Regions from separate parts of the Homo sapiens genome. Here all the other regions are linked to region 1. Evidence: chromatin loops called from intact Hi-C (ENCODE). Cell type or tissue: IMR-90. All regions are shown on one strand. Links, peaks and the distances in the headings refer to the core of each region. The heading gives the core; the rest is flanking DNA. Region 1 overlaps COL4A6 (collagen type IV alpha 6 chain). Region 2 overlaps COL4A5 (collagen type IV alpha 5 chain). Region 3 overlaps COL4A6 (collagen type IV alpha 6 chain). Region 4 overlaps COL4A6 (collagen type IV alpha 6 chain).

The links. Hi-C counts contacts between places; a loop is a spot of excess contacts. Peaks named below come from ENCODE experiments on the same cell type or tissue, not always from the same donor. Only the 100,000 strongest peaks of a DNase experiment are listed, where the experiment ranks them.
Region 2: it touches region 1 in a loop (6-fold over the local background); 19 of 110 quality-filtered maps call a loop at or near these places.
Region 3: it touches region 1 in a loop (3-fold over the local background); 2 of 110 quality-filtered maps call a loop at or near these places.
Region 4: a loop joins it to region 1, with 19 times the contacts of the local background. A loop is called at or near these places in 29 of 110 quality-filtered maps.

The regions. Positions count from the first base shown.
Region 1 is chrX:108,300,348-108,308,172 of GRCh38, reverse strand. The region is part of intron 3 of COL4A6 (collagen type IV alpha 6 chain); the gene reads left to right. Among named protein-coding and RNA genes, the nearest start is that of COL4A6, 130 kb to the left of the region's middle. In IMR-90, for the core only: a CTCF peak has its summit at 3,728 (motif pointing right); no DNase peak of the experiment used is centred there; H3K27ac peaks cover 1,197 bases; H3K27me3 peaks cover 291 bases.
Region 2 is chrX:108,533,368-108,541,192 of GRCh38, reverse strand. It overlaps COL4A5 (collagen type IV alpha 5 chain), which reads right to left. Exons shown (of 53, transcript NM_033380.3): 2 at 1,388-1,447. Among named protein-coding and RNA genes, the nearest start is that of COL4A5, 97 kb to the right of the region's middle. In IMR-90, for the core only: a CTCF peak has its summit at 3,979 (motif pointing right); no DNase peak of the experiment used is centred there.
Region 3 is chrX:108,163,247-108,171,071 of GRCh38, reverse strand. It overlaps COL4A6 (collagen type IV alpha 6 chain), which reads left to right. Exons shown (of 45, transcript NM_033641.4): 34 at 155-262; 35 at 356-463; 36 at 1,056-1,127; 37 at 1,452-1,577; 38 at 5,586-5,702; 39 at 6,034-6,195; 40 at 6,374-6,472. Among named protein-coding and RNA genes, the nearest start is that of ATG4A, 75 kb to the right of the region's middle. In IMR-90, for the core only: a CTCF peak has its summit at 5,460 (motif pointing left); no DNase peak of the experiment used is centred there.
Region 4 is chrX:108,221,127-108,228,951 of GRCh38, reverse strand. COL4A6 (collagen type IV alpha 6 chain) reads left to right here. Exons shown (of 45, transcript NM_033641.4): 4 at 7,578-7,712. Among named protein-coding and RNA genes, the nearest start is that of ATG4A, 130 kb to the right of the region's middle. In IMR-90, for the core only: a CTCF peak has its summit at 4,082 (motif pointing left); no DNase peak of the experiment used is centred there; H3K27ac peaks cover 1,400 bases; H3K27me3 peaks cover 244 bases.

The DNA.
Region 1 (7,825 bases), core at 1,549-6,548:
CCTTAGTCTGGCTTCTCTTTTGAAAACATCTGAGTGGCTGAGGGGATGGAGGATGGAGGAAATTAGAATATCCCTGCACAGATTTTTACCTCAATATTTAAAAGACACAGACTCCACACTGTCAAATATGTTCCTAAAAATGTATTTGCAAAGTCTAAAGTTTCAAAGAATGTTTGTCAAAGTTACTGAACCAGACCAAGCCATATTTCATGAGTCAAGAGCAGGAATGTCCTATTTCCCAAATAGATAAGACCGATGCTCATGCAGAAAACTGAACGTGGATGCTTGAAGCACCACCAGGTCCTGTTTAGTCATCCTCCCTTTCCTCCTACCTTCCCAGGGCCAAGCAGAATTGTTTAAATTGGCCCCAGCACTATTGACCCTGCAGGACAGCCTCTCAGTACCCCTTGTGTGCAGATGTCAGAAAGATTTGGGACTGTTCTCCTTAGCTGAGCAGAGGGCACCATTTATATTTCAAGCTGTTCCTCTTGAGCTGGGAGGGCAACGGAACATTGGGTCACCCTGAGATGTGCTGCAGCCCTTGGCAGGCCTGCCCCCTGCCTTGGGGAAACATCAAGCGCATAGCTTGCTGGGCAGTGTGTACTTTTCCTTTGCCAAAGTCCTCTTGAACTGACTAGGACATTTACACAACACCTAGCACTCCTGCAAAACTGCAATCCAACCCTTTTTGGATGAAGCTATCTCAAACAGATTTCTCAAAGGTATGCCCTGCCTGGTAAAAGTCCCTACCTAATGTTGGTGCACTGCTTTGCAGTTTCCAAAACATCTTCTTTCAGGGGCTGTAATCCTGTATGTATGCAACAAATAAAGAAACTGGTAAGTGACTTGCGCAAGGTCACCAGCCTGCTAGTAGCTAAACCTTATTTAGCCAACTTTAAGAGAATGGCAATCTTTAAAAATGACCTGCCTCATAGTGTTAAATAAACACTATGTTCAGATTTGAACTTAATATATGACTTTCACTTTTCTTTCTTAGGAGTTAGGTGTTATTATCTGGAAGAACTATTCTTTCGGGTTGTTCTCTTCCCTGGTATTTTTTTTCCCCTGCCACTTGATCAAACAAAACATTTTAGGTTGACATTTCCAACACTTCTCTTTTTTTCCCTACTAGATCTGAAAGCTATCTCTGCATTATACTCCATCAGTGTGTGTTTGTCTGAAGTTGGGGTTGGGAGGAGGGGGCAGTTTGTTTTCTTCTGAGCCTAGTATTCCTTAATACTCTTTTAGAGTTTTCCCTGTTGTAACATTGTTCTGGTGTTTATCTAAAACATGGTGACCCCCTAATTATCCATGCCATCTAAAGAAGCATTATCACAGATAATCCAAAACCATGGGGAATGCTTGGATTGCCCTCTAGGTAAAGGCTGTTTGTCCCCCATTTTATGACTTGGGACTTTATGCCTAGCTTGAGAGTTTATGAAGTTAGCCTGAGTTTCATGAGAAACTGAGCCCAAGTTTCTTAATTCCTTATATCCTGCCTACATCCTGCTGTTCCACTGCCGCAAAATGTGTTTCCCATGAATTCCAGAACCTAGATGCATTAACAACTAGCCCTTCAATTTATTCTCCTCCTGCAAACATCTGGCATTCCCTGTGTCAGCTGACTGGTGCCATGGCTACCAAGAAGCCTTTCCATTTTCTCCTTAATTAGGAAATTGCAATGTACATCTTTCCTCCTCCCTGTGTATCCCCTCATGTCCCTCTCCTGACTACCCACTACAACACACACCAATGTCTTTGTCCTCTACTGCTCCAACATGAAAGCTCATATTTTATATCACCTCCTTGGGTGGCCAGGCCTTTCTCCAGCTGCCTGCACTTAAGTTTTGTGCCTTATTTCATGACAAATATTTGCCCTCTCACTCCTCAGACATTTGTGGGCTGGCCCTATTGCTGACACTAATCACTACTAACTTACTTGTTGCCAAATCCAATGGATATTTTTCATTCCTTATCTTCCTTGATGGCCCTGCTATATAAGACACCTTCTTCTCTCCTGAAACTTTCTGTTCCCTTGAATGTTATGCTATCCTTTCCTAGTTCTTTTCCTACTGTGATTGGGATCCCCCAGCATTCTGTCCTCATCCCACTTTTCTTCTCAGTGTAGGCCTCTCCCAGGGTGGTTTTATATACTGCAGGGATTTCAGCCACCATCCATAAAATGATAAATATTAAATCTCTAGCTCTAGTTCAGATCTTTCTTCTTAGTTTCTGATTGGCATTGTCAATTTCTTGCTGGATATCTCTGCTTAGATTTCACTGGCACCATAAACATGTCTATACAGAACTCCATTACCAACCCCCACCAGATGTACTCCTTCCTAAATTCTATCTATGTCTTCCCCATCACAACAAATGGCATCAACAAGCACTGAGCTGCTCAAGCCAGAAAACTGGGAGTCATGCTTGTCTTCTCTTTCCTTTCCCTACTACCTCCAATCCATCATTAAGTCCTGTCCATTTGTCTTCTGAAATTGAACTTGAATACATACACTTCTCTCCATACCCATTTCTCCAATCTAGGCTCATATAATTTCTTGCCAGAATTACCTCAATAACCTCAAGACTGATCTCTCAGCCTCTAATCTCACTCTCCCCCATCAATTTGCCACTGTCCTGCCATAATCTTTCCAAAACACAAATATGTATCATGAAACTCTTGCTTAAAGTCCTTCAATGGCTCCCCCATGGACTTCACAATAAAATCCGAACTCTAGAAAACCTATAAAGTCCTTTATTACCTGGCCCTGGACTACCTCTCCAATATTATCTCTCATTATTAGGAACCCTCCTCACTTCAGAAAACAAAACAAGACAAATATTTTCAAAAAACATATGAGTTCACTGAACTATTTATAGTCCTCAGAGCTACTGTGTTGTTTAATGTGTTGCAGGTTTTATACTTGCCACCCCTTCTACATATACTAGTCTTCCACTAGCTCTGCCCTTTCTCTGTTGACTTGCTTCTATTTTTCCATCCTTTAAAACTGAGCACAGATTTCACCTCTTTGGGAAGATTTCCATGATCTGCCAGGCTGGGGTTGTCTACTCTTACCATCATTTCTCTTCACTTGTCTGCTCTCCACTATCTTAAGAACAATTAAAGGGCAGAGACAGTGTTCTTAGACTCTGCAGAGTCCGTAGGCACTACACACTGTCTCATGAAAGACTGACCAACTGACCAAGCAATTTTGCATAGGTGTGGTTCTAGCCCTACTCTCCACATCCAGGATTAGCTGTTAGGATGCTGTGAAGTTGATGGGAAGTCTCCTGTTGAGGGAGTAATCCCTGCTGCTGAAAGAAGGCAAAGAGCTGGGGCAGTCATTTTCACATCTTCTTTAGCTCCTGTTAGCTGCAAGGACCACACATCTGATTTCGATGGTTTTCTCTGGGATTCTGCTTTCCTTAACTCCTCTGAGTTTTTGACCTGGCCTCTTCTTTTGCTTGATTGCTTCTTACTCTATACCTAATAATGCAAGGGACTTGGCAAAATGCTTATCTTTTACTTCCAACAATTCATTCTTTCTCCAAGATGAGAACATTAATGAATAATTGTGTCAAAGGTAATCCCTAACTTTCTTTGTGACGTTGTTTCCACCCTCCTCTCCACCAAACCTTTCATTAAAAACCTCTTAACCTTTTGCAAAGTTGATGGTCTTGTTCCTCTTCCTTGTGGGAGGGGGGAAGTAACGTCTGAGCAGAGAAGTAGCCACTAGGTGGTAGTAAAGGACGGGGTAGAAAATCAGGGGTCTTTGTATATTTACATATGGTTCTTTCGGTTCAGGATAATTAATGATAGTGTTAAAACATGTGTCTCTGCACAGAATCAAGATGCAATCATAGCCCTGCAGATGTTCGTGGTTATCTTAATCATTTATTTGATTGTATTGTGACATTACAGGATTTATGGAATATATTATATGTACTAGTGAGGGAGGCTTCTGCTAGAGAAGAGCCAAGGAGCTGGAGAAGGAGATAGATAAATACACAGCTGTGGAGACAAGAACACTGCTTTAACTATCCAGAGACCTAAGTGTCATGCGTGAGCTTTGCCAACTGGATGACTTTGGTTTGGTGCTTTCCCCTCTCAAGGTCTCAGTTTTCCCATAGGTGGGATGAGAGATTTGGGATGTGTGATCTCAAAGGACCTGCAAGCTCTGACAATCTAAGTCAGACACCACATTACTGTACCCTGATGGTTCCTTGCCCCTAGAGTGCATTATCGTGCTTTCTAGTATTGAAGTGAGATACGGAAGGTGATGTTTGACAATGTCCTATCCTCTGAATGGTGTCTTGGCAGCTGCCTCAGATATAACTCATTTGCTGTGGCTTCTTTACTGCTGCTGCTTCTAGATGCTCCTGACAGCTGAAATTGTGCTTCTGCAGGAATGTGCAGGACTCTCCTTCCTTGGTCATCTGGATGGTGTGATTTGAAGAGTCACAGGAATTTCTCTTCACCAAAACCCAACAAAATCTTCCCTGCCTTGCCTAGGAGTCATTCTGCTTACCGTTCTAGCTTTAGAAACTCGCTCTTTAAATGAAGCATTGCCCTGTCCTTGCATTGCTTGTATAAATCTCATGTGCCTCTCTGATGAGAGGAGCCATGCTCACTCTGCATATCTGTGTGCACAAATCACAAATTTTGGGGGACCACTCAGTTTTCCTTTTGCTGTCCCTGCTAAGTCATATGACAGAGACATCAGATATTAAGACATGAGTGAGCATCTTGCAGGTCAACAAGCGACATATTATCTCCTCCTAGTCTACCCCCTCCTTCAGTTGCCAGATGTGTGCCCCTTTTTGCTTCTTGTTCTTCCTTTCCTCCCTAGTCTCTAACTTCCCCTTTTCTCCCTCAAGACTTCCTTCCCTCTTGCTCCATTTCTAGCTTTCCATCCCTCATTCCTGGTTTCTCCACCATGGCCTCCTCCTCACCTAGTTTCTCCCCTCTGCCTTCAGTTGCCTGGGATTGCTTCCTATGTCACTTATCTTTGACTCCAGTTTCTATTTTTTGTCATTTATCAGCACACATGAAAACTGCAGCAGCAGGATAGCAGGGAGGAGTTGCTGCAATGTACTTTATAGAGGCATCCCACTTATCCAAAGATTCTTAATCTCAGAGCCTGAATAAGTGGTCTGCAAATTGGGGGGGTGGAGGGGGGAGGGCATGCAGGTCAATTTGTTGGGTATAGAAGAAAATATGAAAATTTCTATTCACATTTAATTTGAGAGACACTAGAAAGAAATTAAGATTTAGGATTAAATAATTTATATAAAGTGTTTAAAGCTGTGTGGTTCACTAAATGCTATGTATTAGACTATTATTATTACTATTATATGTAACATGTGTATTTTCACTGGCATCCTCATCAGGTGAGTTGGCTTTCTTCGGCTTTCCTGTTGTGCATACTCTGTAAGGTATCCTGAGGGAAGAGTGGGGGCTCCACAAGATGGAGGGGTGTCCTTGGGGCCCTTACTTTTTTTCCTGAATGTATACCAGAGATATTGATGTTTCCTTGGACCTAGTTAAGTAGATTTATGGATATTATCTAACTACATTTAACCCTCACAAAATGGACAAGCAGCTTAAGAAGATTCCTGCAAATAGACCATGTATTGGAGATAATACTAGTAATGTAAGCACATGGCAGAGCTCACACTTCTACTCCTAAAATGAGATTTTTATCAGCCTCATTATGAAGTAAAAACCATGGTAATCTAATTACACCTGACAAGAAGTCAGCAAAAACATATTGCAAGAATAATGAAGACTATATGAAATATGGATTTATGTCAATTCTCAATGATGAAAGATCTTGCCCTAAGTATATAATTGTGCCTTAAGGTATTAGCTAATAATATAATAAAGCCATCACAATTAACAAGACATTTAACATGCTGTTTATTTCATCTTTGTCTCATCCTTTTACACTTTTTATTTATTGTGTGTTTCATTTTATATATATTATCATTAATATATGGGGGAGAGATTAGGACATGTGTATGATTTATATAATTGTTAACAATGTATAAATATACATGTTTTGAGGAAGCATGCTCAAAGCTTTTCTAATTGAAAAAGGGTGTGCAATCAAAAGGATTTGGAGACCACTGGCCTAAACCATACTTAAAATAGCTGGGAGCCCGCAGACAGAGGCAAAAGAACTCTGGATAAGAGAAAAATAACTGTCACAAAGTCTCTTGCTCTTTCCTTATAGCATAGTCATGCAACCAACTTTAGAGCTTCACCTTGACAATTTCACATAGAATAAAGCAATGGAGATCTCAGGAACTGGGAGAAGTGAAACACCAAAGGAACTTATAAAATAATAAAATTGCAAGGCTGGAAGGTTGGATCCAGCCCTCAAGAGGTACATCGTAGGTTACAAAAGGCTTTCCTGGCATGCCTATGAATGCTCTTTCCCTCACTTTAATTATGAATGGGCTTGGAAGAAAGTTTCAGAGAGATTAAGAGACTGTCCCAAGATCTCTTGTAAGTGACATAACTGAGATTTAAATCAAGTGTTCCATTCCCCTCCATAGTGTTCTTTCCACCATGTCAAATGGCCTCTGAAACCTTTGTGGCCATAATCAGCTGAGCTCCCTGCATTACTCGTTGCAGTCAGATTGTTGTGATTGGAGGAATACTTGGAGTGGAGAAAATCTGCTAGGAAGACATCCACGAGATATCAACAAATCAATTGCCCTTCGTCCTCCACCCTAGTGAGTAGTAATTCCTGACTGCATGTATAGCATCCATTTATATCCCTGTCTGGGTTTTAAAGTGTTTTTCTAATATCCTTCTCTTTTAAAGGTTTAAGAAATGAATTCCAAGCTTAAGGAAAGCATGTTTTTTATATGTGATTACAAGTTCTGTGAGGAGTCATGTCAGTTTTCACAGCTGTAATGTGTGTCTGTCCCTTTATGTAGGCCACTGACTGTATGAAAGTTCACTGCAATGGAGTTAGAAACATGTGGAGATGAAATTACCAAGTATATGTCAGGGAAGTAATTTGGTGTCTACTTTGAGAAGACTCGCATTAATGGAAGTCTTCCAAGAATGTTTAAGAAAATTAATTGCACAGCAACTCTCTAAGCTATAGTAAAAGTTGATGGAAAAATGTGCATTGCTTTGCAGAAATTTGCTTCACTATCATCTTTTCAAAAGAGCTTTTATTTTAACAAATGAAGCACATAGCCAATTATTTAATGACCATCTTTACTTTTAGAGGTGGAAGTCCTAGACTATGTTCTGTGTTTTCTTTTATCTCATTGTGTTTTGTGAGGTTCAAGCCCCCTAGAAAAACATTTAAGAAAGTACTCTGGGGGCTAAATATTGGTGCAGGCACTGTGGGGAATGGAAACATTTCATAAGTACCAGACTTCTACTTAGGGCGGCTACACACACACACACACACACACACACACACGCCAATGTTTGACTACCCATCACTGCATCTGATTAAAAGTCTAAATGGTAAATCACGAAACCTCAAATGGATAGACTGGTATGGTCTGTAGTAATTAAGCTATCTCTTTTTAAAAATATTATGACAAAAAATATTTCTTTAGGAATATTAATTTGGTGAGGGTTATCCAGGGTGGATTGGAGTAAGAGACATGATAGGCAGACACTAAGCTCCCTATTTTTAGATGTAAGTGGCATGTCCAAGACCCCCTAGCACAACAGAATGGAAACTTTGTTTTTTCTGCTGCTTAGATGCTTTCTTTCAGTGGTTTTCTCTATTCCTGAATACACACACACACACACACACACACACACACACAGAGAGAGAGAGAGAGAGAC
Region 2 (7,825 bases), core at 1,533-6,532, 230 kb before region 1:
CAATTAATATTAATAGCTGCTCTGTTAAGGGGAAAGTCTATAACATGGTCAAATGGGGCTTGGAAATGTAGCATTACAAAACAAACAAATAGGTTTCTTTGCTCCAGAACTTTTAAGAATGTCTAATATGCTAACGTACCTTCTATACCTCTAAGTAGATTATGCCCTAGACATACTGTCCTAAACTGCTTCATATATAATTAGCAGCATTCACTCATTCATTCAAAAATACTGAGCCCCAAAGAGTGGAGACAAGAGTATGATCCCATCTCCTAGTATAACTCTCTTTAGGCTATAATTTACTATCCCTTTTATATTTGATAATATTAATGTCATTCACTGATAGTGATTAGGCTTATGCTATATAATCTTCACCAATACTTACTTTGTAATCATAATATCTGTACAATAGGAGATGCTGCTGTGGAAAAAGTAAGATAGAAATAAACATTCAGCTGGGCATGGTGGCTCACTCCTGGAATCCCCTGCCAAGGTGGGCAGATCACTTGAGGCCAGGAGTTCGAGACCAGCCTAGCCAACAAGGCGAAACCCCATCTCTACTAAAAATACAAAAATAAGCCAGGCATGGTGGTGCATGCCTACAATCCCAGCTACTTGGCAGGCTGAGGCACGAGAACTGCTTGAACCCAGGAGGCGGAGGTTGCAGTGAGCCTTGATTGTGACACTGCACTCCAGCCTGGGTGACAGAGCAAGACCGTGTCTCAAAAACGAAAAAACAAAAAAAAAGACTTTCATCTATTATTAAACTGCATAGACTAGATAAAAATACATGATATTGCCTGGTATCTGGCAGAGATTAGTAGCTTGATAAATGTTTAGTTTCCTTCTTAAGTGTTTTTCCCCTGTCTTTGCCTATTAAGTAAGTCAGTGCCTTCAACAAGACCAATCAGAGTTTGGCAGATTATAGCTCTCAGGCCAAATGCAGATATTAAAGGACCCCAACACTTACCCAAAGGTAGCCATTAAGCTAGGGTTTCTGCACTATAGTCCCTTCTGTGGTCGCCAGAAATATGTTACGGGAAAGAGGTCCTGATCCAGATCCCAAGAGGCTCATGTTCTATGATCCAAGAGCTAAGAATATTTTTTAGTCACTTTTAAAGTTCTATTTATATAAATAAGAATATGTGACAGAAACTGATGTGTCCCATAAATCCTAAAATGTTTGCTATATGGCCTTTTACAGAAAATCTTTGCTGACCTTAAGATATAATCTAATCCTTATAAGCTCTCTAAAATAAGCAATGCAATAGGATTCATTTCACTTACTTAAGTACTGAGATAGAAGCTCTGTTTTTAAAAAAATATTTATTAAAACCATTAGTTTACTGGCTTTACTAAATTTTCAAATGCCAATCTAAGACCTCACCTTTTCCCCTTTTATGCCACTGCAGTCACACTTTGATCCTGGAGAACACCCATAGCAAGCCTATAAGGAAGAGAAAGAGGGAAAAAATCATTAAATATGAACCCAAAAATCAGACTCTGACTTACAGCTCAACTGAAATCAACAATCCAAACTTGAAAGATAGATACCAGAAAAATATCTGAAAAGATATACGAAATTGCAAATAACAGTTACCTCTCAGGAAGCTTGCACCTTTTATTATATACACTTCTGTCTTAACTTTTCAAAATGAGCAAACATAATTTTTATAATTTTAAAGTGAAAAATATCATTTTACAAGACATTAAAAATGAGATATCTCTCAATAAAGGCTAAAGATGGAAAGCTACACCATCTTCTACTTACAACAACAAAAACCCATGCACATATATTCACATATAAAGTACAGACATACATTTCAAAGTTAATTATTCTTACATTAACAGCCATTTGGGGTTATCACTACCCTTTACCTCTTCATTAATGCATGAGTGTTGACAGTATGCACAATCTAAAATATGTTAAAAATGGAAAAGAAATTCATACAACTTCCCTGTAATATGATTTGCCACATGTCCAAACTCTCAGGAACTCTCCTTTTTTTCTTCTAACATTGCTTGTAAAAAATTACCTCTCACTCTGTATTAGCAATGACCTTGGCAACTAGACAACAATGCCTACCACTTCAAGTCACTTGTTTCTCTCCATTCATGAGCAATCATGGAGCATAAAATATATAACACTATCTTTTACCACCTTTCTTTCTTTTCTTTGCTCCTACTCCTTCATCACTAATAATAGCTCAGTCTCTAACAGCTTTACCATAAATGCTGCTCCCACAGTCTAGATGTTCTAAACAGGCATTCAATCATATTAGGAATTGAGGTCCTCAAGCCAGAAAAATATCCTCCTCCAAAATAGAAAACCTATAGAGGAAAAGAATACAGTATGTGACTTCTGCCATTCAGTACTATCCTTTACTCTTAGAAAATGAACTGCTTAGAAAAACAAGTTAGTTTAATATACATGGATAGCTCAGTGTTTACTTACAAGGAGGTGGCATTCTTTTCATCAGATAGATACCAGACTGAGTTACTGAAACCTTCATGTGACATAAATACCAAATAATGCCCATCAATCTTGAGGGCCTTTGATATAAAATACCTTAGCCTGCTGCTCAACATTCCATGATTTCCTTTACTCTAGTCACTACCAAAGTACCCTCCTCAACCCTTTTGAAAGTACTGACCTTATCCTTCTGGTCAGAACTCCTAACTCACTCAGCTGCAACTAAAAGTCACCTTCATACTGAAACCTCTTTTCCTGATTATAAGAGCAAACTACAATGGCTTGATGTTGCAGTAATCTCTCACTCACACTACAAGAGGCTGCTCCAGTGAAAGCTGTGCTCCTGACACGTCAAACAGAAAGTCTGCTATGCCGCTATTATTTATTATTCATAGATGTTTGGGGGTTATATACTGATTTTAGTATTTTACGCTAACTACACTACAGATTAAATAGGCTTATTCAGACTTACTCATTCATCAAATATGAATTGAATATTACTAGAGGACAGAAAAATTGTTAGGCACTAGACTTCTAAGATGAGTAACACACAGCTCCCTCCAACATGTGTAACTAATTCAAGAAATACTTATTGATCACCTGTTATGTGACAGCCACTATGTTATGTTAGGTGCAAGTAGAAGTACAAAGTACATCATTGCTCTCTAATGGGAAGGATGAACCCATCTACAAAAAATTATATTACAATGTGCAGGAAACAGAGGTTAATTAAAAATATATAATATTTTTCTGCAAACATAAATTTTAAGTTCCAGACTATGGATTTTATAAAATTTAGAAGATACCGTTTCACAAGAAGATACTGATTCACAAGTTCACAAGACAGTAACTGTCAACAGTCGTAGTCCCTGAATTAAATTGTGCATATTGTCAACACTCATGCATTAATGGAGAGGTAAAGAGTAGTGATAACCCCAAATGGCTGTTAATGTAAGAATAATTAACATTTGACACTGAAATGCATGTCTGAACTTTATATGTGAATATATGTGCATGGGTTTTTGTTGTTGCGAGTAGAAGACAGTGTAGCTTTCCATCTTCAGCCTTTATTGAGAGATCTTCTTCTTTTAAATACAAATTAAGCTCCTAAAAATAATGCAAAGCAATAACCTGACAGGATTTCATTGATATGAACAAGTTTCTATGTGACCTTTCTTTATAATTGCATTTTGACTTCTCAGTATCCAACGATAGCCCCTAACTCCTAATATAATTTATAAACAAGCAAAACCTTAAATACTCTCGCATGTCATTTTACAAGTAATTTTGTATAATTTTTTGCAATTTTTTATTAACATGTAGCTTTACTTTAGAGAGAGCACAGATTAAAACAGTTGTGAATTATAGATAAATGTGTTTAAATTCAATTTAAAATTTTAATTTATAGTCTATTTATTCCACCTAGGTTATGAGAATGACTCTGGTACTCATAGGTTAAAACAAAACAGGCAATTGTAATACGCACACCAACCACTAGATGCCACTTTCTATACAGTTATAACAGTGGCGCCCACAAGGAGATAGCCCCAGTTTGACATCTGGTTAATGGAACAATTTGTTTTTTTACCAACATCTATTAATATTGATTAGGTGTCTAATAAACACAAGCACAATAATAGTTCTATGAGTTGTACAAAAGTACATGCAGGTGCTACCTTTAAGGAACTTCCAGTCTAGGTTTTTTGTTTTTTTAAGTAACTAGGTATTTTATTTTTTAAGTAACTGGGTATTTTCAGGACATATGAAAAGAATATCAAAATACAATGGAATAATGATACAGCGGTATATCATAATTTTACTTCAGAAGTTGAAACATTTGACCATGGACAAATCATTTCCATACTCTTTGGCTGTTTTCTCATTTGTAAAATGGCATACATAGACAATATGATCTCCTTAGGTAGCTTCCAGATTTCACTCTCTGTGATTCTGTAGGATTTGCCAGGTAAAAATGAGTGGTATAGTCAATAATTGCTATCAAAGTTAAGAAAAACAGTTCCCTTGAGCCTGAAAGTATTGACAAAGGCTCTGTGGAGAAAGTGAATACCTGGACTTCAACTTGGAAGGATAGACAGAAAGCTACCTAGAGGAAAAATTGCCATGCTAAGCATGATTAAAATACAAAATTGATTGGGGCAAAGAAGTAAAATGAACATTAAGTACCTCAGTCTAAAAGGCTAAGTTCATATGAAAAAAACTAATTTTTCGAAATCACTGAAGATGAAAGAAGCAAGAAAATGATGAAACTACAGTAATATTTTAAATTTTTATTGTGGGAGAAAGTAATAAATGAGTAAGGAAAGTTTTGTATTATCACACAGTAAAACACATCACAACACTACAATAATTAAAATAGTATGGTATTCAGTTAACAAAAATAGGAAGGCCAGAAACAGATTTACACATGCAAGCACGTGCACACACACACACACACACACAACTACTATATGATAAAAGTTGACGTCAAATAGATGTGAAAACAATGAATTTTTCAACATATGGTGCTAGAATAAATATAAAAAATAATAAATTTAGATCTCATGCTGCTACAATTAAAACAGCAGATATTAGACTTAAAAGTACAAATAAAAACAAATTCTGTATGAATTAGGGTCACCTAAAGAACCTCACAAAAATTTACATACCAGCAACCCATCGTAAAGATTCTTCCAGTAAGCTGAAGTTGAATAGCAGAATCTGAAATTTTAATAAACATCTCTAAGTAATTTTGATTCAGGTGTTCCAAGGAGACACATACTACAAAATAATGGCAGAGAGAAATAAGAAATATTCCAATAATGTGGCCAGTTAGGTATCCAGACTGAAATGCTTACTTAAAAAAAAAATGCTTGGAAAAAAGTAAAAACTTCTTCCTAAAAGCATCAAAGGGAAGCACAGTAGGATTTATCAAATCAAAATCTAGGGAAAACCAAAAAATGAACTGATCAATGAAACTACTTTTTCCCGGAGGACATATGCCAAACTTGGATAATTTTTGGGTTTTGTTTTATAATTTCTTTTACTATAAGGGTGTACCACGCATAAATGTACCTCACAATCCCACACCCAGGGAGGTGGAAGAAAAGATCTCTTGGTGCTTAGCAGAGAAGTACAGGAAAAAAAACCCTTAAAAAACTCACCACAAACTGGCCAGATTTGCAATCCAAATTAGCATTACCTGAGTGGACTCTGACTGCATTGACCTTCTAGAGGCTGGGCAAAAATACATACTGACTCTACGTAGAAAAAACATGCCTTCATAGTAAACTTCAAATAATTCTAATGTATCATTTTTTTAAAGGAAGATGAGATTTCCTAATTAAAAACCATTAAGCATACAAGAAAAAAAACCATAAGCAAAAGCCAAAAGAAACATATGACAACAGAAAGTACTCACTAAATATTTCACACATTGGAATTATCAGATAAAAAATATATAGTAACTATCTTTACAATTATAGAAGAATTTTTCTAACTTAAAAATAATAAAGGGAGCCAGCAATTGTATGAAAATGACATAGCTCAATCGAAATAAAATATAAATTCTAGAAGTAAAAGCTATAGTAATTGAAATTTAAAACTCAATGGATGGGCTTCACAACAGACTAGATAGAGCTGAAGAGAGACAGTATAAAGTTAAAAGACTTAGTAAAGCTAAAAAGAAATTATATATAATGTGGCATAGAGATAAAACATGGAAACTGTGAAATAATCATTAAGAGACATGGAAGAAAGAGTGAGGAAGAATAACATAAAGGAAATTGGGATTCTAGAAGAGGTGAGAGAGGGAATAAAGACAATACTAAAGAGACAACGGCTAAGATTTCTCAAGAAAAATCTACAGATATTTGTGATTCAAGAAACCAAACAGATTCAATGGCATAAAAATAAAACCTGAAACTAGGTGCAGCAGAACATAACTGCATAACATAAAAGTAAAGGAAAGGCCTTAAAAGCATCAAAAAAGACAAGACAGACCGCCTTCAAGAGAGTGAAAATTAATTTACAGATTAGTTCTCAGAAGCAATAATCAAAGCCAGAAGACCACGGAATGACATCTTTAATATGCTAAGAACCCAGTTCTCTTCATCCTCCCCCTCCTTGACACTTACCCTTCCCAGTCTCTGTTCTCTGTCTTTCCACTGTCTACCTCCATATGGTCAATTTTTTAGCTCCCACATACAAGTGAGAACATGCAATATTTGTCAATCTGTGGCTGGCTTATTTCACTTAAGAGAATGACATCGAGTTCCATCCATGTTGCTGCAAATGACATGATTTCACTAGTTTTTATGGCTAAGTAGTATTCCATTCTGTATATGTACCACATTTTCTTTATCCATTCACCTGTTGATACACACTTAGGTTAATTGCATATCTTTGTGATTATGAATACTGCTGCAATAAACAGGCAAGTGTAGGTATTTCTTTGATATATTGATTTCTTTACCTTTGGATAGATACCTAGTAGTGGAATTGCTGGGTTGTATGGTGATGCTATGTTTAGTTTCTTTCTTTCTTTCTTTCTCTTTCTCTCTCTCTCTTTCTCTTTCTCTCTTTCTTTTAAATATCCATACAGTTTTCTGGTGGCTGTACTAGATTATGTTCACAACAGCATATAAGAGTTCCCTTATTTTTTTTATCCTTGCCAACATCTGTTGTTTTTTGTCTTTTTATTAATAGCCATTTTGACTGGGATAAGATGATATCTCATTGTGGTTTTCATCTGCATTTCTCTGATGATTAGCGATGTTGAGCATTTTACATATACCATTTGTATGTCTTTTTTATGAGAAATGTCTATTCAGGTCTTTTGCTTACTTTAAACGGGATTAATTGGAGTTTTATTTTGTTTTGTTTGTTTTTTCCTGTTGTTTGAGTTCCTTTTGTATTCTCAATATTAGTCCCCTGTCAGATAAATACTTTGCAAAAATTGTCTCCCATTCAACAAGTTGTTTATTCCCTCTGTTGATTGCTTCGTTTGCTGTTCAGAAGCTTTTTATTTAATATAGCCCCATTTGGCTATTTTTGTTTTTGTTGCCTGTGCTTTTGAGGTCTTAGTCAAATTCTTTGCCTAGACCAATGTCCAGGAGAGTTTTCCCCTGGAATTTCTTCTAGTAGTTTTATATTTTCAGGTCTTATATTTACATAAAATTTTAGCTTGTTGAATTGCTTAAGTTCCTTGTAGATTCTGGATATTAGACCTTTGTTGGATGCACAGTTCACGAATATTTTCTCCCATTCTGTAGGTTGTCTGTTTACTCTGTTGATAGTTTCTTTTCCTGTGCAAAAGAAGATTTAAGTCTTTAATCCATCCTGAGTTAATTTTTG
Region 3 (7,825 bases), core at 2,553-7,552, 140 kb after region 1:
CACCTTTCTAATGTGAAAACAGCCACCACTATCTTTTTTAGAGTTTCTTCATTGGGTCTAGCTCCTTCAGCAATTCAGAATCTACTCTTTCCCATAGAGGAATACACTGCTAGAAATATGGCCTAATCACTCAGCATTTTTCTTGGTTTTATAGGCACAAAAGGAAGAGATGGACTAATAGGCAATATAGGCTTCCCTGGAAACAAAGGTGAAGATGGAAAAGTTGGTGTTTCTGGAGATGTTGGCCTTCCTGGAGCTCCAGGTACCATGCCACATGATAACCTTATTCTGAAAGAGTTTGGATTAGCTTCAAGCCATGCCCCATTCTGAACCTCTGCCTTGGTTTCACATTTAGGATTTCCAGGAGTTGCCGGCATGAGAGGAGAACCAGGACTTCCAGGTTCTTCTGGTCACCAAGGGGCAATTGGGCCTCTAGGATCCCCCGGATTAATAGGACCCAAAGGTATGTGTATTTGGGAGCAGGCAGTGGGGAAAAGTCTTTCCCTCGATGAAGGACACCAACTACTTTATCTTAGAAGATACTAGCTAGGGTTAAGCCATGCCTACAGGAGTCATTGGACATGAGGAATCATGGGAAAGGAAGATGAAGAGTAATGAAGGCAGGCAAGCATGAGTGTGAAGAGAAGAATATGGGATCCATGAAGAGAAGAGCTAGCAAGGAAGGCAATTGCCCTGGCATGTGTAGCCTTTCCCTGACTTAGAGATTGGGCAGTGAGTTTCTGGAACCAGTCTCTGGGAGCTGACAACTCAAGGTCTTGACATTGCTACTCTGAGTTCTTCTTCAAGATACCTAATGAGCTGCCATCTTACTCCTAAAGCTGTATTGGTCTCTGATAAGAGTCATGAGAACCTGTGGTGTAGGATATAGGTTGGGAGTGTTTTCTTCTCCCTTAGGGCATTAAGTAAATGCCTCAAAAAAGACCAGGACTTTAAAATAAGGACCTCGCAATGCCTTTGGGGGCAGGTAGCTACCTCTTGCTGATGCTTCATGATTCAGAGTTGCTGGAGCCATTTTTGACATTCTCTCCCCTCAGGCTTCCCTGGATTTCCTGGTTTACATGGACTGAATGGGCTTCCGGGCACCAAGGGTACCCATGGCACTCCAGGTTAGGAAGACCCTCAGGGTGAAGAGGAGGGCATCAGCTCTTCCAGAAGCCTGGCAAGGGCTGGCCATGAATTCTCGACTGTGGTGTATCCCATATCCTTGGACTCATAGCTCTCCTTATTAACCTCCAATTTGAGGTCCCTTGATATGGAGAAGAAAGAGGATGGGTTTTTTTCTTCTACTCAGATTAACTTTCTTTCTTGTTACTTCAGTACTCTGCCTCTGGTGTCTGTCAGTCAGGCTTCTCAGGCCACAGGCGAGTGAGTTAGGCAGGAAGGCCTCACCTCCACTGAGGTCTGCCCCCTACCCCTGCATCTCCTCCTAGGACCTAGTATCACCGGTGTGCCTGGGCCTGCTGGTCTCCCTGGACCCAAAGGAGAAAAAGGATATCCAGGAATTGGCATCGGAGCTCCAGGGAAGCCGGGCCTGAGAGGGCAAAAAGGTGATCGAGGTGAGTCCAAGTCAGGCCTTGTAGAGGCTGAGTGAGGCCTTGCTGGGAGAGTCAGGTTTAGGGTACAGCAGGGCCATGTGGCTCACAGGGTTGGGCTGTGAGTGTCTTCACATCTCTGGGAGTCTCACAACCCAGTGGGAATGACTGCTGAGAAAGAGAGGTTAGGCTGTGCTTAGCATTTTCCAGTGAAGACTGTCAGGGCACAGTTCACCAAGTCCATTTTAGCCTCCAGATTCTCTTCTGTTCCTCCTTACTAACCTCAAGCCTCTCTGGCATGCTTGGTCAGAGCTTGCAATTATTGGTCCTGAGGGACAGGGCTTGTCCATTTAGTGAGAGGTTGGCTGGCATTTCCTCAGCGTCCAGTGTGGATGGCACTCCCAGGGCCCTGGGAAGACAGTGTGGCTGCGGGAAGGATCCCAAGACTAAGATGATACAAGTCTCCACCGGACAGAACCACAGCATACCCTCAACTAGAATTTGTTGGGTTTACTAGAAAGCAGGTTCTACCCTAATCTCGGCCCCTGACTCATCACATGGCCTGAAGTCCCTTTCTGAGTCTCCCTTTCCCCACCTCTCAGAAAGTAAGAATGACTTGTGTTCTTCAACTTTTCCTCAGGAAAGTTCCAAAAACCCGTGTACATTCCACTCCATGTTAACCAGGAAATGAATTCACCATAGCATCATGGTTAAGAGTATGGGCTCTGAAATCAGACTAGCTGGGTTCAAATTCAAGCTATACCTCTCACTAGCTATATGACTTTAAACAAGGAAGTTACTTGTTCCTCAATCCCAAATGAGCCCTTAGTTTTCCTTTTCCATAAAATGAACATTATAACAGAACCTACCTCATAGGTTTTTTGAGGAATCAATGAGGAACGAGGTAAGATATACAAAAGCTCAGTGCCTGGCACATAGTATATACTTAAGAATATTATTGCATGTTACCTGGGGAAATCATATTTGCAAAATTTCCTGTTTCTCTCTGCTCTGGGGCTTGAGGTCTCACCGCATTTTGTTTATGTGCATGTTTGTGTACAGTGTGTATGTTTCCGAGGGACTATATTCATATATTAATTCATTTCCTGCTGCATTTTAAATTGATGCATCTGCAGTTTCTGTGTTTGTTCTTCCCTTTGATCTGGACCAAACTGTTCTTTTCTGAAAGCCAGCAGCTTCTCCAGAGGAAGGGCTCAAAGCAGGGTCCGAGCCTGCCCAGAGACTGTCTTCTTTCATGGGATATAGGGAAAAGGGGACTGGATAAAAACACAGGGACATTTTCTTTTGTTTTCAAATCTTGATGGTCATTAGATTATTCATTTTCTTTAGCTATCTGAGATAATAAAATCACAATTATGCATGTAGTAAACAGCACAGGTCAAGAAGGATACATTTCAGCAACATAGCACTAAACAAAAAACAAACATGTCACAGAGGAATACATTTGGTATGATTCCATCAATAAATGTTCAAAAATAAGCGAAACCAACCAATACATTGTTTAGAGATATACATGGTCAAACTGAAGAAAAAGGAAGAGGATGATGAACAAAATTCAGGAGTGATTGCCTCTGAGAGGAAGGGAAGGAAGAGGGTGGAGGGCACACAAGGAAATTCAAAACAAGTGACATCTTCTTAAGTTGAGTGGTTGAAACACAAGTGTTCATTGTATCTGAATTATTCTTTGCATATTATAAATATTATGTCATATCTTCTCAATATCTAATTAAAACAATTTCTTTAAAAAGAATACAAGAAATATCATACCACGCCCCACCCCACCCCCACAGGAACCTATCTTTGATTTGACAACGGGAGTCAGTGCAATATGATGATTTACTCCTAAGAAAACATCACAGAGTGGTTGGGTGCAGTGACTCATGCCTGTAATCTTAGCACTTTGGGAGGCCATGGCAGGCAGATTGCTTGAGCCCAGGAGTTGGAGACCAGCCTAGGTAACATGGTAAAACCCTGTTTCTACAAAAAATACAAAAATTAGCAGGGCATAGTGGTGTGCGCCTGTAATCCCAGCTACTCGGGGGCTGAGGTGGGAGGATTGCTTGAGCCTGGGAGGTTGAGGCTGCAGTGAGTCCTGACCACATCACTGCACACCAGCCTGGGCAACAGAGCAAGACCCTATCTCAAACAAACTAACCAATAAAAAAACTTCATAGAGCAATCCCTCTCATTACAGTACTGTTATCTAAATAACTTTCAATGATACTATTTGTTTTCATATTTGCACTAAATACGTAGAGGCTGCATTTATGTATTTTGTTTTTTCAAGGCTTTGACACTGGACTGAGTTGGAAAAATGGGCTGTTTTGCATTTTCATCTGCTCATTTAAAGTGTTTTATTGTTAAAGAAATGCATGAGCTTTTTGCAATACTTGAAGTCAGTAGTGCCTTTATTTCAGGTTTAATAACACGTAAGTGTAATTATAAAATTAAGAAACAGGTAAAGGGAGAAAAAGTCTCCAAAAACTGCCATGGGAACTTTTATAATTTGTGTACTGCCCACCACTGCCTACTCTATTACACATGTGGTGTCTTGTTTATTAGTTTTGCATAATTTCAGTTTATATATATAAGCTATACATATATATGCTTTATATGTATATATACATAATATATGTGTAGAGCTGTATTTTCAGAAAAAAAGTATACAATATGTCTTTCTTTTCAGATTTTTACCCTGGGGATAAAGAAAAATATTTCAAAGGTTCACCAAACCAGAAGTAACAATGCTATGAGTACCACCACGTGGCTTAGCTACTAGTTTTCTTTTTGTGTTTTTTCTTTTTTCCGGACCTAAGAAACCTAGAGAGACTTTTCTCAAAATTTATTTTTTCTTTGTCTAAATTTCAAGATTCAATTAATTAATGAGCTATTTAAAAACACCCAAATCTACCATCACTTTTATAAATTTTCATGGATTTACCTTAATAAGAGAAATTCAGCATATTTTTGCATTTTTCTTGTCACAAAAGATAAAATTCGATATTAACATTTTTGGATTTTCTTGTCGCAAACAAAAATTAAGAATCTCAACCACCAGAACAGTTTATCAACCAGTTTGAATCCATTTATCTTCATTTGAATATCTTCTAGAATATCCCAAAGTAATAAATATATATCTTCCATGCTACATGTATAATATCAACACCTACATTTGTGTTTTCCCATCAAGATTACCATCTATGTATTTGATATGTGAACATTAAATAAATCTTCTGTGATCAGATGAAAGTTTTGGTTTTGAACATATTACAATAGAAATAGTTCCACAAACAGAAAACATGTAAAGCAGTATTAAAATTAGAGCAAATGAGTATTCTGTATCTATTGTAATAAGTGGTTATTCTCTTTGGCCAAAAAGGGGGGAGGGATTTAGTACAGAGATATTTGTTCCATAGGCAATTAAGCAATCACTTGGCTCATATCATGAATGACCTATAAAAGATTGTTTTCCAGTTTGCCTAGAAATTGCAGAAGATAGCCCTAGAAGACACAGAGGCACCGCATTCTTGCTGCCTCCATTCTGATCGGCCTGGTGTCTGTTCTGACTGGCTGGGGCCTGTGGCCTACGTTCTGTAACCTTTGTGCAGCATCAGACATAACTGGCTAACTTAAGAGGTGTTTTTTGACACAGACAGGTTTAAAATCACTTTGGAAACTTAAAAGTCCAGGTGCTCAGTCATGCCTTCTTTTCTTTCTGGTGTGGGGGAAGTTGGCCTAAAATATTTCCATTACCAGTGAGGTAAGGGAGCTAGAACTTTCCAATAAAATGCAGCTCCAGCTGGAAAAGGGGAGTCTCTGAGCCCTTGTCAGTTAGTCTGCTTTCTGGGAAGGAAGGATTAGGGAAGAAGAGCCCTCTGCTGGCGTTCTCTGGTCTGGCTCCTACCTAACTGCTTCCATTTTCTCTGTGTGAGCTTCCATTTTCTCTGAAAGAGCCTGGCCATCTTCTGGGCACACAGAGCCTATCCAGCCCCTTTTATTTATTCTTTACAGGTTTCCCAGGTCTCCAGGGCCCTGCTGGTCTCCCCGGTGCCCCAGGCATCTCCTTGCCCTCACTCATAGCAGGACAGCCTGGTGACCCCGGGCGACCAGGCCTAGATGGAGAACGAGGTAAAGACAGGAAGCCCAAAAGAGGGCTAGCCACCACCTTTTGTCTGACATTTGGGGAAGTCATGTATACAGCGCAGCCAAGTCCCTGTTGCTGGACATATGTGGGCGTGTTTGGCTTCACATCCCTCCCCGAGTGGGGACACAGGGGACTTGAGCCAAGTGCATTTTGCTAAAATGGTTTGGGAAAGTCTGGGCACTAGGACCCCACCGATGGTGAGGGAACATTCTCTGTCCTGGGAATGGGCTTTGGAGTCCTGTCAGTCCCTAGGCCTTCTGCAGTGGCTACTACCTGTTCACCTGCCCCTCGCCCCTCTTCCGATCTTATCCCTAGGCCGCCCAGGCCCCGCTGGACCCCCAGGTCCCCCTGGGCCATCCTCGAATCAAGGCGACACCGGAGACCCTGGCTTCCCTGGAATTCCTGGACCTAAAGGGCCTAAGGGAGACCAAGGAATTCCAGGTTTTTCTGGCCTCCCTGGAGAGCTAGGACTGAAAGGTACGGCTGCTCGGCTGGCTGCTGGGCCCTTCCCCACTCCACGGCCAGGACTCCTTCCTGCAGTCCTGTGAAGAGAGGCCGGTGGCTGATGTTCTTCCCTACCTCACCCCTGCCTATCCTCCACCCCTACCACCCCTACCATGCCGGGACCTGACTTGCTTCCTTTGGGCTTTGTCAGGCATGAGAGGTGAGCCTGGCTTCATGGGGACTCCAGGCAAGGTTGGGCCACCTGGAGACCCAGGATTTCCCGGAATGAAGGGGAAGGCAGGGCCAAGAGGTAAGTTGAGAGCATGTGCTGGGCTGATCCAGAGCTCGAGGGAGGGGCCTGGTGGTAAGGTTCCTTCAGGCATCATTGCTCACCACGCCAAGAAAGTCTGGATGTCTAAAACAGCTGGATCAAGGTACCCCAGAGAGGCAGTTTCTCTACCTTGGGGATCCTTCAGCCTCTATCACCTCCCAGGACTGAAGACCACTGCTGCCTTGCCACCATGGATCCTGCTACTGACTGCCTCTCTGTGTTAATCTCTGCATTAGTGGGCATTGGGTTTGCACTCAGATCACCACCCACCCGTTTGCTCAATTCAGAAATAAAGAACCGTCTTTTGCATCCTTTCCCACCCTCACTCACACACATGCAATCTAGTAGCAAGCCCTGAGGCTTGTACCTCCTAAATGTGCCTTGCATCTGTTCACCTCGCAGTACCTTGGTTGCTACCCCCAGATCCAAGCCACCAATAGTTCTCATGCAGCACCCTTCCTCCCCCGACCCTAGTGGTCACTTTTCCACATAGTGGCCAAAAAGAGCTTATAAAAACATAAATCATCCAGTGGCTTCCCATGGCGTAGGAATGAACTCACCGTGGCACGCAAAGCCCTGTGTGATGCCTCCCTCTTCATCCTCATGGCCAGCCCTTCCCCTTTGCTGCTCACTGTGCTCCTGCCATACTGGCCTCTTTCAGTTATCCAAAAACACCAAGTCCTGGCCTACCACAGGGCCTTTGCACATGCTACTTCTACTTCCCAGAGTGCACTTGCCCCTCTACTCTTTAAATAGCAAAGTCCTTCTAATGTTTTAGTGGTCTCAGTTTAAATGTCATTGCTTGCAAAAGGCCACTGATCATTCTCTAAAACAGATGCCTCCACCCCATACCACCCTCTGCTCCCTCCCAGTGTCCCTGTGTTAGTCCTTTCCTCCACAACACTTCTCCCAACTTACACTCAGATTAACAGTATTTGTCGAGTTAGGCATTATTCATCTTCATCACCAGACCATAATCTCCATAAATGTCTGTCATATTCATTGCTCTATCCCCAGAGCTACCAGGACCCTGGCATATAATAAGCACTGGGGAAATATTTGTTCAATGACTTACTAAGCAAATTATGCTATTAGAAAGGCAGCTGGCTGGCGCCGGGTTCCTAGGCTGGGATGCCAACTGAACCTCTGGGGTTAGAAGCGTCCCCTCAGCCTCCTTGGCACTGTGCTCTAACCAGTGAGTAAACCAGCCACCCCAGCCCTGAGAGAAGGCTCAGCTCACCATATTAGCAGCAAATGCTTCTGGACTGCCTGTCACCCACTGGGCACAATGCTGGGCCCTGAGGAGACAGGATGAATATGACCCAGTTCCTG
Region 4 (7,825 bases), core at 1,387-6,386, 79 kb after region 1:
CCCCTCTGCTCCCTTGTCAATTCACACGTCTCTGAATTCCTCTTGGACTTGTGGTATATACAGTATAATTTTAAAAATGCATTGCATATGACTGGTATGGTTTGGCTATATTCCCACCCAAATCTCATCTTGAACTGTAGTTCCCGTAATCCCCACATGTCGTGGGAGGGACCCAATGGGAGGTAATTGAATCACGGGGCTGGTTACCTCCATGCTGTTTTCTTGATAGTGAGTGAGTTCTCATGAGATATGATGGTTTTATAAGGGGCTTCCCCCACCCTTCACTCTGTACCTCTCTTTGCTGCCACCATGTGAAGGACATGTTTGCTTCCCCTTCTGCCATGATTATAAGTTTCCTGAGGCCTCTCCAGCCATGCTGAACTGTGAGTCAATTAAATCTCTTTCCTTTAATGCAATGACCTTATCTCCAATACTTTTTGTGATATGGCCTTATCTCCCCCAACAAGCTTAAATGTTCCTTGAGGGCATGGGCCATGCAGTGTGTTTCTTTTGTGTATTGCCTTCTCAGCCCCTACATGTATATTCATACTTGCCAAGCACAAAACTCAGCATGAGATGAAAAGTGTTTAATTAGGTTGGTGATGGGCCATGCATCATCTGTTTTCAAGGGATAACATAACTATAAGTTTCATGAATGCAGAAACTATGTTTTACCTGCCATCTTAACCTCTGTGCCTGGCACAGAGTAAGTGCTGAATAAATCATTGTTGAATGGATGAATTCCATTCAGGATGAGAATCAAAGCCATTTCACTCAGAGATCTCAGAGAACAAAGAATGCCCAGAAACTACATTAGATGTAGACCATTTCTGTTTTCAAAGGCTCTAAAAGGTATTGTTTTAAAAGTCTACAGTGGATGTTGTATGAACTTGGGTAAGTCCCATTCTCTTTCTGCCCTTCAACTTCTCCATCCTGAACTGGATCAATTCCTGAGTCTTATGCAGCTTTCTTTTCAGTGATTCTGTGATCAGATGTTTCCTGATTGCACTCTATTGCAACTATCATAAATTAAAGTTAAAATTCTAAGGTCCCCCCAACCATCTGAATGGATCCGTCCTCTTGGCTAGGGGCTTTCCAAAGCTAACCTGGAAAACTAGTTCAGTCCATGTTAGGAACAAGGAACCAGACATGCCTCATTATACTCTCCTCCCTTTTGGAGTTACTGATAGAACAGACTCTTTACGTCTGAGAAGAAACATTTACCATCTATTCTCTCCGAAGCCTGCTACCTGGTGGCTTCATCTATTATGATATATCCTTGGTTTCCACAACCCCTTATTATAACCCAGACATTCTCTTCTATTGATAATAACTCTTTCGACAAATTGGTAATCAGAAAATCTTTGATTCCACCTATGACTTGAAAGCCCCCCCACCCTGCCCCAGGCTTCCAGTTGTCCCAGCTTTCCAGACTGAACCAATGTACATCTTACATGTGTTGATTGATATCTCATGTCTCCCTAAAATGTACAAAACCAAGTTGTGGCCTGACCACCTTGGCCACATGTTCTCAGGATCTCCCAAGGGCTGTTTCATGGGCCATTAGTCACTCATATTTGGCTCAGAATAAATCTCTTCAAATATTTTACAGAGTTTGACTTTTTCCTCAACACTATTTAGACTTCCAAACAAGATACTGCTGTACCTGGGCCACTGGCTTCTCAGTCATTTCTCAATCATTTCTCCACTCAGCAAACATTTACTGATGCCCACTGTGTACCAGGCATAGTGCTGAGCACAGGTGATTCAGTAAAGAGTAAGACATAAGCCCTGTCCTCAAGGAGTTCAGTCTGTTGGGAGGTATAGACACATAAACAGGCAACCTAGCCCACACATTGGGTGGGGGTAATCATAGAAAGCTCCCTGGAGAAGCTGATATCTTGGTTAGAGCCCAAAAGATACAGAAGTGGTAGCCAGGAGAGCAGAGCCATATACAAAAGCACATAAAAAGGCCCTGGAGTAGGAGGTTAGGAGAGAGTAACGCAAGATTGGAGGTCACAGACCATTTGGCAGACTGTGGCAACACTCCAGGCGAGAGATGAGAAAGACTTGAACTAAGACCATGGGGCTAGAGATCAATGAACAGGTTTCAGTTAGATTTTGGAGGTAGAATTCACAGTCCTTGCTAATGGATCGGATGTGGGAGATGAGGGAATGGAAGGGTCATGGAGGACCCCTGAGTTTCTGGCTTCATCAACTTTATGAATGGTGCCATTTACTGAGTTAACTCAGAAAAAGGGAGCTGGTTTGGAGAATGGGGTTGAGGAGAAGCCAATGTGGTTCAGTTTGGGGCATGTTGGGTTTGAGTTGGAATATTTATTTGAATAGATCTCTTATACGTCATTGACTATAAGGATCTGGCACAATCAGAAGAGAAATCTGGGCTGGAGGTTCAGGTTTGGGAGTCATTAGTATGTAGATTAAAGCCCTTCAGGAGGAAAAATAAACACTGAGAAGCCAAGTACCAAGGAGAACCAGGACACCATTGCTATGTAAAAGGAGAAATGCTCTCACAGATGTGGGGTACTGGCATACATGCTCATCTATTCCCAAGCACACATCTCTGCCCCCAAAGAGGGTCGCTCAATGATGTCTGTGCATCTCCAACTGAAACTTAAGAGAAGGAGCATTGGTGCCCAATCCTAAACTCTCCATTTTGCCATAAATGATGCCTAAAGGAAAAAGGGAACTAATGCTTTCATTCTATCTGCCAGGTGTTTTATATGTATTAACTCATTTAAATGCTGACAATAATCCAACGTAAGAGCTATTATTACACTTCAGCCCTTGATACTCAAGATGGTTATATCCCTTGCCCAAGGTCACATAACTTAATTGGCAGTAAGGAGACTTCATTTAAAGTGTACCTAACAGCACTGCATCACCTTCTACAATACAACTGGATCCTTAGGAAGGCCTGTGCACACCCTTCTCCCTTCCCTGCTTCATAAATACCATTTGCATCCCCTAGCTTAATGCTTTGCTTTACAAATCCCTCTGGGAAAAGCAAAGCTCTAAGTTGTCAGTCATTAACGCCTCAGTGGGAATGAGTTTCAGATTCTTCCTCAGGAACAAATGTTAATTTTATGGGAGAAGAACACTGGAACCTTAACGGAGGTATAAAAAGGCAGAAAGGGACTAAGTTATGAAAAGTCAGCCCCCTCCACCAGTTTCACCGTCCTGTCTAGTGTGAGGCATATGCTTTTAAGATTCTTCGATGATATATCTACATATGTCTACTACTTTATAGGCAGCCCCATTTCTGGGTCTTTTACCCTAGTTATCTGGGTCTGATCAGAGGCCACCTTAAACTTCACACTGATCCCAACTCACTGTGGTTGGCAGGAGGCAGCCAGCCTGGGCTGTGGTTGCAGACCTGCGGTTCCTGGCCTTAAGCACAAGTCCCAACTCATTCCCTTGAGAATTAGACCCTGATGTGCATATTTAAAATCCTGAGCAGATGGAAGCAGGAGAGCTCATTGGAAAGACTTGGAGGAGTTCCTTCTGCCCTGTCTGGGTCTATTTGCCAAAATAAATGACATGTATCAGAACAGGGCATTAGTCCAAGCCCATTGAAATTCTGCTAGCTGTCCAAACAGTGATGGTGTTTCAGATTGGTTCTGTGAAATGATCAGGGTTAGGAAAAAAGAAATAATGTGTGAGCATCTGGCTGCTGCAGCCTACTGATGGGGACAGTCCCAGGGGCGGGCCCAGGGTAGTGGAGGGGCAGCCTCAAGGACCCCCTAAGACATCTGCCACTGGCAAACAGGGAAACAGCCACATACTGGCAGCAGGTGGTCTGTTTAGTTCCATGCCGTTCCTACTAGCTACGTGACCTAAACAAGTCCTTCCTCTTCTCTCGGCCTTCCCCCTTCCCCCCGCCCCCCGCCCCATGTATAAAATAAAGCCCGGATTGAATGGTCTCTAAGGGCCTTTCCTGCTCGAACATTCTGTGACTTCTCTGACACTGGTTTGATTTCTTTTTCTCTGTAGAGGGAGAGGCCCACCTACCCACCTGCTTATCTGTAGTCTCTATGTTCTCACACTGACCTCTGCTGGCCATTATGAAAAATGTCGCTGATAGTGTCGGGGTGGGAAAGGAAAGGAATTCACCACTGATTTAGTTAATATTAAGCTTTAGCTGTATGGGTAATGAGGCAGAAATCCTGTGCATTAGAGATGAGGAAAAAAGATCATACAGCTATAAGCACAAAGTAAGCGTATCTGGATGACAAAACAACCCGCAGAAGAAATGGGTCTGCCTCTTTTTTTTCTCAGTCACCTTCATTTGTTCCCGGTGTTCTGTGCCAGTGTATGAAAGGACATCCATGGATGGGAAGGCTTTTTGTCTCATATCCTATGACTGCAGGCTCCATAAGAGCCTCACACCATGCTGAGGGGACAGTTCTGGATGAGCAGAAGCCTAGAAACTTCCCACAGGCCCTGCTTCTGGCCCTTGATTCAATGTGAGAGGTTTCAAACTGAGCTGCTGGCACGCCCGCCAACCCAAGCTGGAACCTGGGGCCAGTCCAGAAGTGCATGTTCCTCTAGGGGGTGCCTTTTCAAACTTCTATTTGGAAAAAGAATTAGAATTTAAAAAATATATGTGAGTTCTTTAGGAGAGTTCCTTTCAGCTCTCTTGTTGGAACACAGGGGTCAAGAAATTCTGCATGCCCACCAAGCCAGGAGAAAGGAAGCAGGCTGTGGGACCCTGTCTTTTCTACATGGAATCAGAGTTCCAGTTAGGCCCAGCCCTCGAGTTGCCTACCTCCTAAGTCTCCTTGCTTACCCTTGCTGATAAGCATGTGCTTGCAAAGGTAAGAGACCAGAGGTAGAGGGTGCCAGTCCCTGTGCCTATGCTGGGTGCTGCTGGGACTCTTCTCTCTAATGGTGTGAGCAGGATGGGACTGGGCCACATCACAACCTGCTCTCTCAGTAGCTGTTCAGTGATTTACTGTCCTCTTCCCCTTCCTTCCCTTGATGTGGGAAAACTTTTGTCAGGGCTTGGATTTGGGTCAAGCATTCAGTGCCCTGACTGGATCCTCTCTGCTAGTAATAACATGGCCTCTGCAAGCCCATCCTGCCCTCCATTCTCCCATCAAGCAGCTCCCTCCTCCTCAACAGCTGCTTCTTATCTGCCTCCCTTGTCCCAGCCTCAGGCAGGCAGCCCTGGCCTCATTCTGACATACACATGTTATCCTGAATGCTTCTTGATGACTTTCAGCCCTGAAAGACCGCTCTTCTCCCAACTCTCCCCTGTTCCCAAACCTCTGAGGGTTCCCTGTGTCCTGCCACATCACGACTTCGACTTTTCTGCGGTGCTTTCCAGGCCCGCTTCAGCTGGAACCTTTCCAATCAACCTTTCCAGTGCGGCCCATGACTTCCCCCAGCCATGGGCAAAATGTAAGCCTTCCACAAACCCTCCATTGCCAACTCTTTTTTCATGTTCCCACAGCACTTAGGCTCTGTTCCAAATTTGTACTGTTTGCTGTGATTTTGTATGCATTAGTCTTGAAACCTAGGCCCACATTTTCTTTCTTTTTTTAAAAAAATTATACTTCAAGTTCTAGGATACATGTGCAGAACGTGCAGGTTTGTTACACAGGTATACATATGCCATGGTGGTTTGCTGCACCCATTAACCCGTCATTTACATTAGGTATTTCTCCCAGTGCTATCCCTCCCCTTGCCCACCACCCCTCAACAGGCCCGCATGTGTGATGTTCCCCTCCCTGTGCCCATATGTTGTCATTGTTCAACTCCCACGTATGAGTGAGAACATGCAGCGTTTGGTTTTCTGTTCCTGTGTTAGTTTTCTGAGAATGATGGTTTCCAGCTTCATCCATGTCCCTGCAAAGGATGTGAACTCATTTTTCTTATAGCTGCATAGTATTCCATGGTGTATATGTGCCACATTTTCTTTATCCAGTCTATCATTGATGTAGGCCCATGCTTTCGACCTCCTACTCATTGTCAACAGCACCCCAGCACTATTTTTTAAGTACTGCTCTTTTTATATTATTAATATGCATTATACACACATATACATATATACACACATATTTATTGATTTTGTGAAAATCCCAATAATAATAAATAACAGAACCACTGTAAACAAAGTTCCAACAATGGGAGGTAGGAGCCTAAAAATTGAAAGTTTACTCCACCCCCATCATTCCCAGAATGAAGCCTGTTAAACAGTTTGCAACCTATCATTTTTTGTAGGCCACATGTTGGGTATTGGAAAAGGTTAAGTGGTAGGTGGTGCCCAAGAGAACTGCATTTCCTTGGACAGAGCATCTTTTACTTCCTTGCAAGGGTCGTAGGTCTTCGTGGGCCTGATTGACACTCAAAATTATACTCCAAAGGATCATCACAGCTGGTGGCCACTTGCATCTCCAGTACTTAACTGTAGCCACAGCATAAGGCATCTGTCCCATTTTCAGCCTTTTAAAAAGTAAGCCTTGAAGGTGAACAGTAAAGGGCATGCTTAATGGGCTTCTTTTCAAAGTTTTTCACAGATTTGTAGGAAATGATGGACAGTCAGTAAAGGGGCCAAGAGGTGGAGATGGGAAGCATTTATGAAAATGGACTTTCTACCTGATACGGTGTTGTGCTCTCTGAGAGGTAATGCATATTACTAATGGTTTTCATTTTTCTGCCAAGAAAATTCAGTCCCTACTGGGATTTGTTCTAAATGATAGACCAGCCTGCCTGTGTTGCACCCACTAGGGTTAATACTCAGTCTGAGTCCACTTTAAAATGTCAGCCTGAACTCTCAGACTTAATTGTTACAGACATTTTATAAGCAGGGCATTTAAAATCCTCAGGCTGTTCCCTCTTGCTATCATAATTGATACTTAATAGATATTCTTAGGCTTCTTGTATTTTACACATTCAACACTTTACAGATTGGAGAGGAGAGGAGAGAGGGATAGGAAGAAAGAACAAATAAGCAATTCATGTGTGTATATGTGCATGTGTATGTGTGTTTTCCCTGTGAATGTCTGCTACTAGGTGCAGTGATGGAGTCCTGGGATCTGCCAACGAAGATGAGCTCTTGCAGGTTTGTCAGCCTGTAGGTTTCTGGGCCCACTCTGGCCCCCTGGGGCAATGTTCTTTAGCCACAGCCATTTCTGGATTTCACTGCAAGCACATGGTTGGCCATTTGGACGTGAGTTATAAAATGTCATGATGCTCTCCAGCGCTCTGTTCTTTCACTATTTTGACAATCTGATGGATGGCCTGGCATTAACTAGGAAGAGGACAATATTATCCATCCTGAATAACTGATTTCCTAAGAAGTACAAAGTTGAAGGATCTTGGTGCACATGAATCTTATTAAATGTGCTTATAAAATGTGTTCTATCCAAATAAGCTTAGCAATCCCTAAAATAGCCTTTTCTGATCCGTGTCTGGAACTTTGGCGTGCCTCACAGATCTCTTAGCCAAAATTATTCAGTGAAGTTATGACAGTGCTCTTTGTGCGTGGGAAAATGAGAAGTATTAATGCTAAGTCCTCTATTGACTAATTGCACTCCTTCTGTCCACCTTAGGGACGACCTGGACCAATTGGAATTCAAGGCCCAACAGGTCCTCAAGGATTCACTGGCTCTACTGGTTTATCGGGATTGAAAGGAGAAAGGGGTTTCCCAGGCCTTCTGGGACCTTATGGACCAAAAGGAGATAAGGTAAGACCAGCAAAGCTTGATTTCTCTTTGATGCATGGGCCACAAATGTAAAGATCAGAAGTTCTCCATCCCAGTTCTGCTCATTTATGATGTCATTCCTGAGTAGTTTGGTG